Linked DNA regions of Homo sapiens: all the other regions are linked to region 2. A link is a contact called in ENCODE Hi-C or POLR2A ChIA-PET data. All regions are on one chromosome and are shown on one strand. Each heading gives the region's core, a stretch centred on a gene start or an enhancer-like site at or near the end of the contact. The rest is flanking DNA. Distances are from core to core; before and after follow the strand shown.

Region 1 (4,145 bases), core at 560-3,059, 850 kb after region 2:
ATGTCTGTGCAGCCTCAAGTGTCACCCTGACTTTGGGTTTCTGCAGACTTGTGAAGCCGCCAAATGTGTATTTTTAAATATAGTCAGAAGAGACAGAACTGTGTGGATCACTGTCATGGACATAGGACGCTGGATCTTTCCTGCACTGTGTGGGTGTCAGATGGCTTCACCAGAAACTGCATTTAAACAGAGCCTTTGAGTCCATGTTCACGCTGAGGAATGGAGGCTTTTCCACTTTTAAAAGCAAGCAACGTTTTGTCATTTTGATGATGTTGAGGGATCTTAGTTTTCCCCAGTAACATCTTCATCGTGATCTTCTTAAAGATATTAGTCACCGTGTATTTTTTATAATGACTCTTAAATTTTCCCCTCATGTGACTGCTGATAGATGAAAGGAGGCCAAAACAACTAACTAACTGTTGTCCAGCCAGCACAGTTCGTTCCCATTTGTCAGCAGCTTCTTGGGCCTGAGCACTGAAAACCGTGCACTCCACAGCACTCCTTGTCCAGCATCCTCATGTGTCCCTGGGCACATGGTCCTAGCAGCAAACACTCTCCCCAGCATGTGTTGGGGCCCGGCTGCTGGCCTGGGCTGTGGCACTGCCATGGATTGTCCTGGCTCTTTTAAGGAAGCAAAATCCCAGAGCTCACGTTTGGTGAGAAGTTGGTAACTTCAGCCTTGTTCCGGCATTCTCTAGCCTGCCTGGTAGGGCTTGGTCCCCACAGTTGGGTGTGAATTGGGAGGAGGCTGGGCTGGTCCTAGGGACCGAATTCTGTTGGCCCCTGTATGGATCATGGATCTGGGCAGTCAGTCAAAGGTCCTGGGCTCCCTCTGCACTTGCCTCCATGGTCAGGCTTGAAAAGTGTTCATCTAGCTCTGCCCTCCTCACCTGGGGCCTTCTGAAACCAGTCACTCAAGGTCACGGCTGCCCATGGGAAACATCCATCCATTGCTTAGATGTGCAGATAGGGTGGGTTTTCCTCCATTTTGGGGGGAAGCTGTCCCGCTTGGTGAGGAAGAGCACAGGGCCTGTGGCCAGGCTGGCGCCCACGACACCATATCCTGGGCAGACTAGATGACCTCCCGTTGTGTCCGCAGGTCTGCAAGGTGGGGCGGTGGGCATCCACTTCATGGCTTCATGGTTCTTTCATTAGTCAAGTCCCACAGCTCATCAATAGGCTCATGGCTTTCGCCCTGTGTACTAGTGACCTGAATAAAGTTACAAGTGTTTGTTCTTATCTGTGTGTAGAGTAGGCTCAGGGTACTGTGAAATAGGACAGAGTGTGTTTTCCACCCTCACATTCATCCCTGAGTTTGGGAAGGGGCTCTCTGTTTGCCTCTGACCATTGCTTGCTGTCCCTTGTTCTAATGCAGTTTGCAGAAACTGCTGGAGAGGGGTGGGACCAGGAAGAAATGGGCAGTGCCCACACTTCCTGCTGCTGTATGTAAAGGTGTAATGTAGTACATACTTCAGGAGGTGCAGTGTGGTGAGACTTCCTGCTGCTGTATGTGAAGGTGTGGTACATACGGAGGTGCAGCATGGTGAGACTTCCTGCTGCTGTATGTGAAGGTGTGGTATATACTTCAGGAGGTGCGGTATATACTTCAGGAGGTGCAGCGTAGTGAGACTTCCTGCTGCTGTATGTGAAGGTGTGGTACATACTTCAGGAGGTGCAGCGTGGTGAGACTTCCTGCTGCTGTATGTGAAGGTGTGGTACATACTTCAGGAGGTGCAGTGTGGTGAGACTTCCTGCTGCTGTATGTGAAGGTGTGGTACATACTTCAGGAGGTGCAGCGCGGTGAGACTTCCTGCTGCTGTATGTGAAGGTGTGGTATATACTTGAGGAGGTGCAGCGTGGTGAGACTTCCTGCTGCTGTATCTGTGTTTATGTACCTGTGTGTATATCTGTGTGTGTACCTGTGTGTGTATCTGTGTTTCTATGTATCTGTGTGTGTGTCTGTGTTTCTGTGTGTGGGGTGTGTATCTGTGTTTCTGTATATCTGTGTGCGTTTCTGTGTTTGTGTATCTGTGTTTCTGTGTGTGTGTCTGTTTCTGTGTATCTGTTTCTGTATCTGTGTTTCTGTGTATCTGTGTGTATATCTGTGTATGTACCTGTGTGTGTATCTATGTTTCTGTGTGTGTATCTGTATGTCTGTGTATCTGTGTTTCTGTGTGTGTATCTGTGTGTCTGTGTGTGTACCTGTGTTTCTGTATGTATCTGAGTTGTCTTGTTAACAAAAATACCCATTTTGCGTTTTCTCCTCTACCTTTATTTTTAATTAATATTATATGGTGGCCATTATTCCATTTTTACGTATGAAGCTCAACGCCTTTCTCTCAAGTAGTCTAAGACATAGATATAAGTTGGACTGTTTTCTGGTTACCATTTTGCCAGCAACTTTGAGCACCTTTCCTCACTGTGTTAGTATTTCTGTAGGAAAGGTTCCTGAAAATGGAGCTGCTGGTTCAGAGTATGTATATTCCAAAACATTGAGCAAATGATACCCCCTCCCCAGCAGCCTGAGAGTCCATTTTCCCCACCCCCTCCACGAGCAGGCGGGATGGTGTTGCAGTTCATTCTAGGCAATGTGGCCAGTGGTGAAGATGGCGAGCCTGTTGGTGTTTGAGTGAGCAGTGCCGTCACCGTCAGTCAAGGGCGGGCATGGCTGTGTGCTTGCCCCCTCCCCAGGAGCACGTGAGCAACGTGCTTCAAAGTCGAGGGTGGCTGGTGCCCCGGAGCTGGGCAGCGGGGCTGCCCTGAGCAGGCTCTGTCTTCAGAGCCACCCTGTGCCCAGCATCTGGAGCCACGCAGGGCACGTGAGGCGGTTCCATCAGTGCTGAATGGAGGTTGCTTAGCGGCAGTGCGTTCACCTGTTCTTCTGTGGGGCATCGTCTTTGCTTGTTCCTTTGTAAGTACTGTTTATATGTTGTTTGCAATGCTGTGTTTTCATGTATTACAGAAGTTAGATTCCAGTCTGTCATTTGTCTTTTAGAATTATCTTTTTATTTATTTATTTATTTATTTATTTTGAAACGGAACGTCGCTCTGTCGCCCAAGTGAGACAACCTCCGCCTCCTGGGTTCAGGGGATTCTCCTGCTTCAGCCTCCTGAGTAGCTGGGACTACAGGTGCCACTACCACACCTGGCTAATTTTTGTATTTTTAGTAGAGACGGGTTTCACCATGTTGGCCACGCTGGTCTCAAACTCCTGACTTCAGGTGATCCACCTGCCTCAGCCTCCCAAAGTGCTGGGATTACAGGCATGAGCCTCCATGCCCGGCCAGAATTATCTTTTTATTTTCACCGAAGTAAATAAACGTACATTTACATAGACCCCCATGATGTTCATGATAGGAGAACGGCCGTCCCTGACTGCCTGTCCCGCCTGCGTTATTACAGCGTGTGTCACGTTCACAGCAGAACCAGAGTCCACCTGGACTGCATTCACCTCGTAGAAATTTTTCCGGAAGTTGATCATTTTTTTCATTTGCTTAGTTTCACACCTGCCTGCTATCAATTCAGGCCCACATTTCAGCAGACCTAGGAGACCCTCCTCTGCACAGCAGGCCGCCTGGTGCTTCTGGCCCCACTGCCCGGTGCGTGTGAACGGTCTGCTCTCCCGGCCTGGCCCCCGCCTCCTCTCCCGGGCTCCGTGGCCTCCTTTCTGCGGCCTCGCCATCTTGGTCATGCACGTCTTCCAGTGGCTCTTGGAGAAGTCGTGCATGGAGCATGAGTTTTTGGAGTCCTCATTTGCTGGTAAATCACTTTATTCTGTCGCACTCTTGGATGATCAGTTGGTTGGGACGGGTTTCCTGCAGGGTTTTCAGGTCATCGTCTTGCCCTCGATGTGGCTGTTGCCAAGTACAAAACTGTTCTCAAGGCCGAGCCTTTGTCCCCAGAGCTCTGAAGCAGTTTGGGATCCCGCAGGTGGGGGATTCTTGGCCTCCGTGTCCAGCTCCTCTTCAGCTGGACAAGTAGGCCTGGAATTGCTGCTCATGATTTCTCCACCCTGCTGATTCTCTCTTCTCCTGGCGTTTCCAGTAATTTGTTGTACGACCTTTGCACTCCCATTTTTCATCTTTTTATCCTTTTATTCCCCCTTCTGACAATTCTCAACTTTTTCTCCAGCCCCTTCCTTCTGC
Region 2 (3,931 bases), core at 62-2,561:
GGGGATGGGGAACCCGCATGCAGGGAACCAGCAGAACAATCATCCACCCAGCTGTGCTTGAAGTCAGAGGGCAGTAGAGCCCCTCGGATGCAAGGAGCCAGCCTCTGGGCACAGAGCACCTTGGAGGAATGGTAGAGAGGAGATCTAAAGGGCCAGGTGGAAAACAGCCCCAGACTGTCCACCCAGAGAATGCAGAGGACGGTCGGCATTCACCGTTGTTCCCTGTCCAGAATGAAAACGTGCATCCCTACGTGAAACAGGGGCAGCCACCATGTCATTGTGCGGTGATGACCATTCATAGTCTTGAGTTGGTCACTGCAGGTGTTTTTCATATAAAGTAGAGGGAGAAAGAAACAACCTGCCACAGAATTCCTGGAGTCCCCGCTTCTGTGGTGAGTTCGGAGACCCAAGTTCACTTTGGTAGCTTCCTTGGTTCCCACAGCCTCCTCCCCTCTGCCAGCAGCTCAGCTCCATGTGGTCCTTACCTGGTGCAGCATCCTGAGCCTGTGTGCTGTGGGTTGGAGCCTTGGGGGCTCCCTCTGTGGTAGCTGCCTATCTCTGTTCAGAATAAGATTTATCACAGTGAATGAGGACAGATACGCAGACAGATCAATACAAAAAAAGACATGTTGGACTCTGGAGAAATCCATGCACAGGCTCTTCCTCCTGTGAGGGACACTGACACATTGATTGAGCAACTTTCTCAAGCAGTGAAAAATACAGTAACATATGGGCAGTATTTCTGCCTGGAAAGCCCTTTAGACACTCACTGCCCGTAATTTTTACTGGGGGCTGGTCACGTAGGAATCCTCTGCTTCGCAACTACTCAGGTTCCAGACTCCCAGAAAGAAGGCAGGTGTTCTCCATAACTCCCATCGTACCCTGGTAGGGCTGAGTTTGCTGCCCAGCCTCATTAGCATGGGGCACTTTTTAGAAGCTGAGTTTCCAGAAGCCAACCAAGGGCCAGCCTCGCAAGGAGGCCCTGCCACAGACAGCAGCATAGGCCTGCTCTGTGTGTGGCGAAGGAAAGGCTTTCTGAGAGCGCAAGAGCTGTGCTTTTGGCAGAAAAACTTCAGGCAGGGGAGGCAAATCCGAACCTAGGAGATGTGGTTTTTTACCTTGGGCAGAGCCTGGGATTTTAACAGGACTGAGGTTTTGTAAGAGAGGGGCAAGGGAACTGAGCACAGACAAAATCGCATGTGAGTAGTGGTGAACCATGACGCTTAGTCTGGGTAAGGAGGAAAGTGAAGGAGGGAGGGGTGAGGGGACTGAAATGACAAAGTGGATGAGAGGCCAAAGGCACACCCTCTTGGAAGAGAAAGTCGGGAACAAAGGTTGAATATAGAATCAAATCACCTGCGCTTCTGCCACCACAGTGCCAGGATTAACAGTTGAATGCAGGTTCTTCCAGTCTTTAAATATTTGTGTGTGCATATATTTCTAAATATATCTTGTGTGTATTTTTGTATTCTACTTCCAATATTTTGAGCATGTTCCTGTTTTGTTAAACATTTTAAAATTTGATTTTTTCATGGCTCCCCATATATGCTGCACTTACCATTGATTGAGATGCAAATCAGGGCTTGGCAAACTGTTTGGCCTGTGGGCCAGATCCAGCCGTCAGCTGCTAAGAATGATCCTTAACGTTTTTAAAGGATTGGAAGGAAAAGGAAGGATTATGTGATGGAAACTGTATATAGCTCTCAAAGCCTGGTATTTGCTATCCGGCCATTTACAGAAAAAGTTTTGACTTCTCCGACACTACATAATCTGCATAATTTACTGTTTCTTTAAAATAGATCTCTTGGATTATTTCAGTTTCTTCATGTTCATAATACAGTAAAGAGCATGTAGTACCCCTTCTTGTTCAATTTCAGGTTACTTAAGGTATAAAAGTGGTCAGAGTATATGAACGCATTTTACAGCTATTGAGTTTTTGCAAAATGATTCTCCGGAATATGTGTACCAGTATTCATACTTGGACCTGGTTCTCTGAATTTCCCTATAAAGAATATAATTAAACAAAATGCAAACAAAAACTTTCGATTCTGATACCCATACAAGTATTTGTTTTACTTTGCATTTTATAAACACTAAACTTCAATTTATATTTTTATTGGCTATTTATTTGCTCTTTGTGAATTTTCCCTTCATATTTATTAACTTTTTCGAAGAACCTGGTTTTTGTTTTGATGATTTATCCAGTTGTTTTCTGTTTTATTGATGTATACCCTAGTTTTATTATTTTTTCTCTGCTTTCTTTAGGCTTCACTTGTTCTTTTTCTATAGATTCCTAAGCTTATTGACTTTAGATCTTTTTTCTTTTCTAATATAGTCAGCCCTTTGTATCCCTGGGTTCCGCATCCTTGGATTCAACCAACCTTGGATCAAAAATATTTGGGAAAAAAGCCAATAAAAATAACACAGCAATAAAAAAATAATAAAAATGTAAAAATACAGTATAACAACTATTTATATAGCATTTACATTGTATTAGATATTATAATACTATATTATTGTATTACATTGCATTAGGTATTATACATACTCTAGAGATGATTTAAAGCAGGGGTGTCCAATCTTTTGGCTTCCCTGGGCCACATTGGAAGAAGAAGAATTGTCTTGGACCACACATAAAATAACACTGACGATAGCTGATGAGTTAAAAAAAAAAAAAGGCAAAAAAACTCACAATGTTTTAAGAAAGTTTATGAATTTATGTTGGGCTGCATTCAAAGCTGCCCTGGGCTGAATACAGCCATGGGTTGGACAAGCTTCATTTAAAGTGTGTGGGGAGTGTGTGCATAGTTTATATGCAAATACTGTATGATTTTATGTAAGGGACTTGAGCATCCTCAGATTTTGGTATTAGTGGTGGTCTGGGAAGGAAGCCCTGGACAACAGAAGAATGGTTGCATATGCATCAGTGCTGTCAGTTTCCCTGTAGGTGCTGCTTTTGCTGTATCACACAAATGTGGATAAGTTGTATTTTTATTTTCGTTCAAAATGTTTTAAAAAATATTTTGAGACTTTTTCTTTGACCCACATGTTATTTAGAAGTGTGTTGTTTAATCTCCAGGCATGTAGGGATTTTCTAGGTATCTTTCTGTTGTTGATTTCTAGTTTAATTCTCTTGTGGTCTGAGAATACACTGTGTATGATTTCTCTCCATTTACATTTATTAAGGTTTTCTATGGCCAGTGTTTCCTATCTTGATTAGTGTTCCAATTCAGCTTGAGAAGAGTGTAGATTCTGCTGTTGCTGGAGTGTTGTATAAATGTCAGATCGAGCCGATTGACGGTGGTATTCAAGTCATCGGTATCCTTACTGATTTTCTCTCTGCTGGGTCCATCGGTTACTCAGAGTTGGGGTCATCGGTATCTTTACTGATTTTCCCTCTGCTGGATCTGTTGGTTACTCAGAGTTGGGGTCATCGGTCTCCTTACGGATTTTCTCTCTGCTGGATCTGTCGGTTACTGAGAGTTGGGTTTAAATTTCCAACAGCGCTGGATTTGTCTATTTCTCCCTTGGGTTCTATTAGTTTTTGCATCATATATTTTGAGGTACTGTTGTTAGGTACATAGTTTATTATCTTAGGTTATTATCTTCTTGAAGAATTGGCCGCTTTATCGTTATGTAATGCCCCTCTTTTTCGCTGATGTTTGTCCTTGTTTGAAGTCAGCTCTATCTGAATTTAATATAGCCACTGCAGCTTTCAATTAGTGTGGGCATGGTGTGTCTTTTTTCCTCTTCTATCTCGAGTCTTTAGTTTTCTTGTAGATAGTAAGTAGTAATTGGGTCTTGTGTTTTAATCTACTCTGACAGTCTCTGTCTTTTAATTGCTGTATTTGGACCATTCATGTTAGAAGTGAGCGTGAAGATAATCAAGTTCCATTTTACCATGCTTTTCCCTGTTTTCTGTTTGCTGCAT
Region 3 (3,645 bases), core at 41-2,540, 880 kb after region 2:
AACTAGAGGTATTAATTGATCAAAAAGGCAGGCAGGGCCTGATCAGAAGTCAAGACCTTTTGTGACCCAGAGGTGCTAATGAGCAGCCCTGCAGATCCAGACAGACGGGTGCGATTGTGGCACCCAGAGCCAGTAAGGCTTCAGGGCACTGACACCCAGTAACCAAACTCACAGGAGACTGATGAAGAAGGCCAGTGAATGACTGGTTAATTTCCATTGAAACATTAAACTTCTGAGTCAGCAGAAATACCTAAGGCATTTGGGCAGCCAGCTGGAGCCCCGTATCTGCAGCTAGAGTGCCCTCAGGAAAGTGGCTTCCTCCCTGTAGGCAGGAAGCCAGTCCGAGGAACCACAGCTCTGTAGGATTTGATTCTATCCTCCAGCAGCAGAGCTGCTGCCTCGGCTGCAGGAGCCACTGGCTCGTTCCCTCCCTTCTCTCTGGACTCCATGCCGGCCGTGCCGTTGAGCACCTCCCCAGCTTCCTGACTGCCAGCTGTGTGGCCAGACGCTGCATCTCCACCCCCAGCAGCACCTTGGAAGCCAGGAGCAGGACGCCCTGCAGTAAACTGTTCCCCTTAATTCTCAGCTACAGTTCTTAAATGCTTGCCACTGAATGAATCAGTGTGGGGCCTTGTACCTGGAGCACCTAGACCCAAGCCTGCCACACACGGGATCAGTGCTCAGTGGTCTCCAGAGGCTTCTGGGTCAGGAGCCCTTCTCCACCGAGCTTCCCCCAGTGGCTGGCATTGGGTGCTATTTCTCCTTCTTGTTCAGAGGGGGGCCTGTCTCTAATTTCTGGGCCTTCTTAATTAGCACCCCGGGCACTAAACACTACAAAGCCCAGCAGAACTAACGCTTGGCAAAGACAGAGAGAGAAAGCCCCGGGCCTCTCTGGCACACACACGGTGCTTCATGGTGAACACTCGTCCACAGGTCCTGTCCGACAGGCCCAGGGTGGGGGCCTCTTCCTGTGGTCGGGCCTTGTAAGTTGATGAAGATCTGAAATTCAGTGTGCTATTATTAGGCTGATAAGAAATGGGAAACTATTTACATTAATAATTTTTAGGGCTAGTTTCTCATAGATCAGCCTTTACTTTGAGAAAAAGAGGCTTGTTATATTCCAAGCATGAGATGATTATTAGAAACACTTATTTTCTGTTCTCTCTGGAGAGTAATAGGCAGAACCCCTTATCAGGGAAACGTCGTAGTACACGGAGCAATTTGCCGAGGTAAACATAAGGCGGGGCACCTCCAGCCCGCGTCGGGGAGGATTGCTTATTAACCACTTAACCGCGTGGGGCCCACGGCAATCCCAGCTGAATTTGGTCAGCAGCAGACTGGGGGCCTGTGGGTGCTGGCTCCTGCTCCAGCTCCTGCTGCAGCTCCTCCCACTGTCTCAGGGCTTCCTTCTTCTCTGCTCCCTCCTGGCTCTGATTCCTTTTGTGTGTGTGTGTGTGAGACAGAGTCTCACTCTGTTGCCCAGGCTAGAGTGCAGTGGTGCCATCTCAGCTCACTACAGCCTCCGCCTCCTGGGCTCAAGCAATTATTCTGCCTCAGCCTCCCAAGTAGCTGGGATTACAGGCACCCACCATCACGCCTGGCTAATTTTTTGTTTGTTTGTTTGTTTTGTTTGTTTGTTTTTTTGGAGAGATGGGGTTTCACCATTTTGGCCAGGCTGGTCTCGAACTCCTTACCTCAGGTGATCCACCCGCCTCAGCCTCCCCAAGTGCTGGGATTACAGGCATGAGCCACCACGCCCAGCCTGATTCCTAAAGGCAGGACAGATCGGAGCCTGGCCGGGTAGCTCTGGTTTCCCCCAGTGCTGGCAGCACAGGGCTGGGCTCTGCCTTCATACAGGAGCTGGGATGTAGGTACCTGGTTTTCCATGTTCACAGGATTTGTTCATCAAAACTAAGACAGGATTGGCGCAGAGCTCCCAGCAAGGAGGCGCCCGGCTTTCTTTGTGCCTCGGCCTGGGTGGCAGGTTGCTGTGCTCTCCCTCAGCTGCTGTCTGGGGAGAGGCTTGGCAGCTGTGACCTCATCTCTGCCCTGCTCCCTCCACTCCACTCTGCCTCGTATGGGGGTTTGCACCTCAGCCTGTTCCCAGAATCCCTCAGGGTGTCCCAGGCCCCTGGCTGAGTGCCCCCCCCACACACAGAGCCCAGCCCAGCTCCATCTCATCAGAGAGGCACATCCCCACCAGCAGGCCTGCTCTAGGCCCCAAAGGTCCTGGGTGCCCAGAAGCTGATGGGCTGTTACTGCTTTTAGCCTGCACGAGGGTGTGTGGGATGTGAGACCAGGGAGGGGAGCGGCTGCAGATGAAGCCCAGTTGGCACTTTCAAGTCTGAGAGCCGATGGTGCTTTCTCGCCCAAGTTTGGCATGCAGATTCAATGCTGTTGGTCAGAACTAAGACCCACAAACCCAACAAGGGGGTTGGGCTTCGTGCCCACTCACCGTATGTGTGTGGTATGGCAGAGTGGACGCTGTGGTCCCCACATCTACATGGCCTTCGCATATCCCCCAGTGAAACCAGCGAGGGCCAGGCTGCCGCCCCAGCAAGAGCTTCTCTCCACACCTGCCAGGCCCTACTCCCCTGCACCTGCTCCAGGCTGCTCCTGGCTCAGCACCTCCTCAGAGAAGCCCTCCTTGATACCCCATACTGGGCCAGGCCTCCCTGGGACCCCCTGACTCAACCTGTGTTATCCTGTTAACGTAACCCATGGCAGGATCCCACGTGGACAGCCTGCCTTCCCTAGAGAGACCGTCCTGGGAGGCAGAGCCTGTGCTGGCCTCGTTCTTGGCTCTGGGCCCACTCAGGCTTCAGGGCACTCACAGGGAAGGCCTCTCCACGCAGCTGGCCTCCCGGCATCCTTGTGGCCCATGTATGGCCTGTGCGTGGACGGGAGACTTGCAAGAGAGGGCAACCCCTAGCCCTGCAGCCCAGGGGCGGGAGACATCCGCAACCGCCAACACGGCCGTTTCTTCCCCGCAGCAAGCCCTCCTGCTGGAGCAGCAGCGGATCCACCAGCTGAGGAACTACCAGGCGTCCATGGAGGCCGCCGGCATCCCCGTGTCCTTCGGCGGCCACAGGCCTCTGTCCCGGGCGCAGTCCTCACCCGCGTCTGCCACCTTCCCCGTGTCTGTGCAGGAGCCCCCCACCAAGCCGAGGTTCACGACAGGTAACACGTGGCCTTTGTGCAGCCTGAGGGTGCAACGCGGGCCACAGTGGGCACAGCGCGGGGGGCTCTTCCCGGCCCAGCTCTGCAGAGGCTGAGGAGGGGCTGGGCAGGCACGAGGGCCACGCTGGATGGTGGGGACCACACAGGTCTGTCACAGAGGCCCTCTCCCCGCCCTACACCCCACACCTTCAGTTCTGTCATGCTGGGGACCTGTCACGGGCTCACTTGCCCACTTTCCTGTCCCAGAGACCCATGGTCTCCTCCAAGAACAGTCCACAGCCCATGCCCGTGGGGCCATGAGAACCTACAGCTTCTGGTCCGGCTCAGGAATCATGAGCCCACGCTTCTCCGCTTACTCCCTCACACTTCGCCCACGTCCACAGCGTTGACGCTGAGGCTCCAGTGACAGGGCTGTGAATGGCTGGCGGGGGGCTGTGATTACACGAGAGCAGAGCCCGGGACCCC

The links. Hi-C counts contacts between places; a loop is a spot of excess contacts on that map. ChIA-PET counts read pairs that join two places held with the same protein, here RNA polymerase II (POLR2A). Pooled maps may share reads with other maps.
Region 1: a map of heart right ventricle shows a loop between it and region 2 (2.9-fold over the local background). The contact joins two enhancer-like sites. A Hi-C loop is called at or near these places in 6 of 168 maps with a recorded cell type or tissue (CD14-positive monocyte, IMR-90, ascending aorta and 3 more), 11 of 37 single-sample maps with no recorded cell type and 20 of 50 pooled maps. POLR2A ChIA-PET finds 5 or more read pairs at or near these places in 1 of 52 experiments (activated T-cell).
Region 3: a loop to region 2 is called in a map of sigmoid colon, with 2.5 times the contacts of the local background. The contact joins two enhancer-like sites. A Hi-C loop is called at or near these places in 4 of 168 maps with a recorded cell type or tissue (PC-9, endothelial cell of umbilical vein, posterior cingulate gyrus and 1 more) and 5 of 50 pooled maps.

The regions. Positions count from the first base shown.
Region 1 is chr2:239,148,260-239,152,404 of GRCh38, reverse strand. All of the region lies in intron 7 of HDAC4 (histone deacetylase 4), which reads left to right. Among named protein-coding and RNA genes, the nearest start is that of HDAC4-AS2, 43 kb to the left of the region's middle. Within about 2 kb of position 1,809, at least 12 of the 41 ENCODE cell types and tissues checked have a DNase peak (open chromatin) inside an H3K27ac peak, as active enhancers do.
Region 2 is chr2:239,995,556-239,999,486 of GRCh38, reverse strand. The region is part of intron 8 of NDUFA10 (NADH:ubiquinone oxidoreductase subunit A10); the gene reads left to right. Among named protein-coding and RNA genes, the nearest start is that of NDUFA10, 28 kb to the left of the region's middle. Within about 2 kb of position 1,311, at least 2 of the 41 ENCODE cell types and tissues checked have a DNase peak (open chromatin) inside an H3K27ac peak, as active enhancers do.
Region 3 is chr2:239,111,061-239,114,705 of GRCh38, reverse strand. It overlaps HDAC4 (histone deacetylase 4), which reads left to right. Exons shown (of 27, transcript NM_001378414.1): 14 at 2,994-3,180. Among named protein-coding and RNA genes, the nearest start is that of MIR4441, 27 kb to the right of the region's middle. Within about 2 kb of position 1,290, at least 9 of the 41 ENCODE cell types and tissues checked have a DNase peak (open chromatin) inside an H3K27ac peak, as active enhancers do.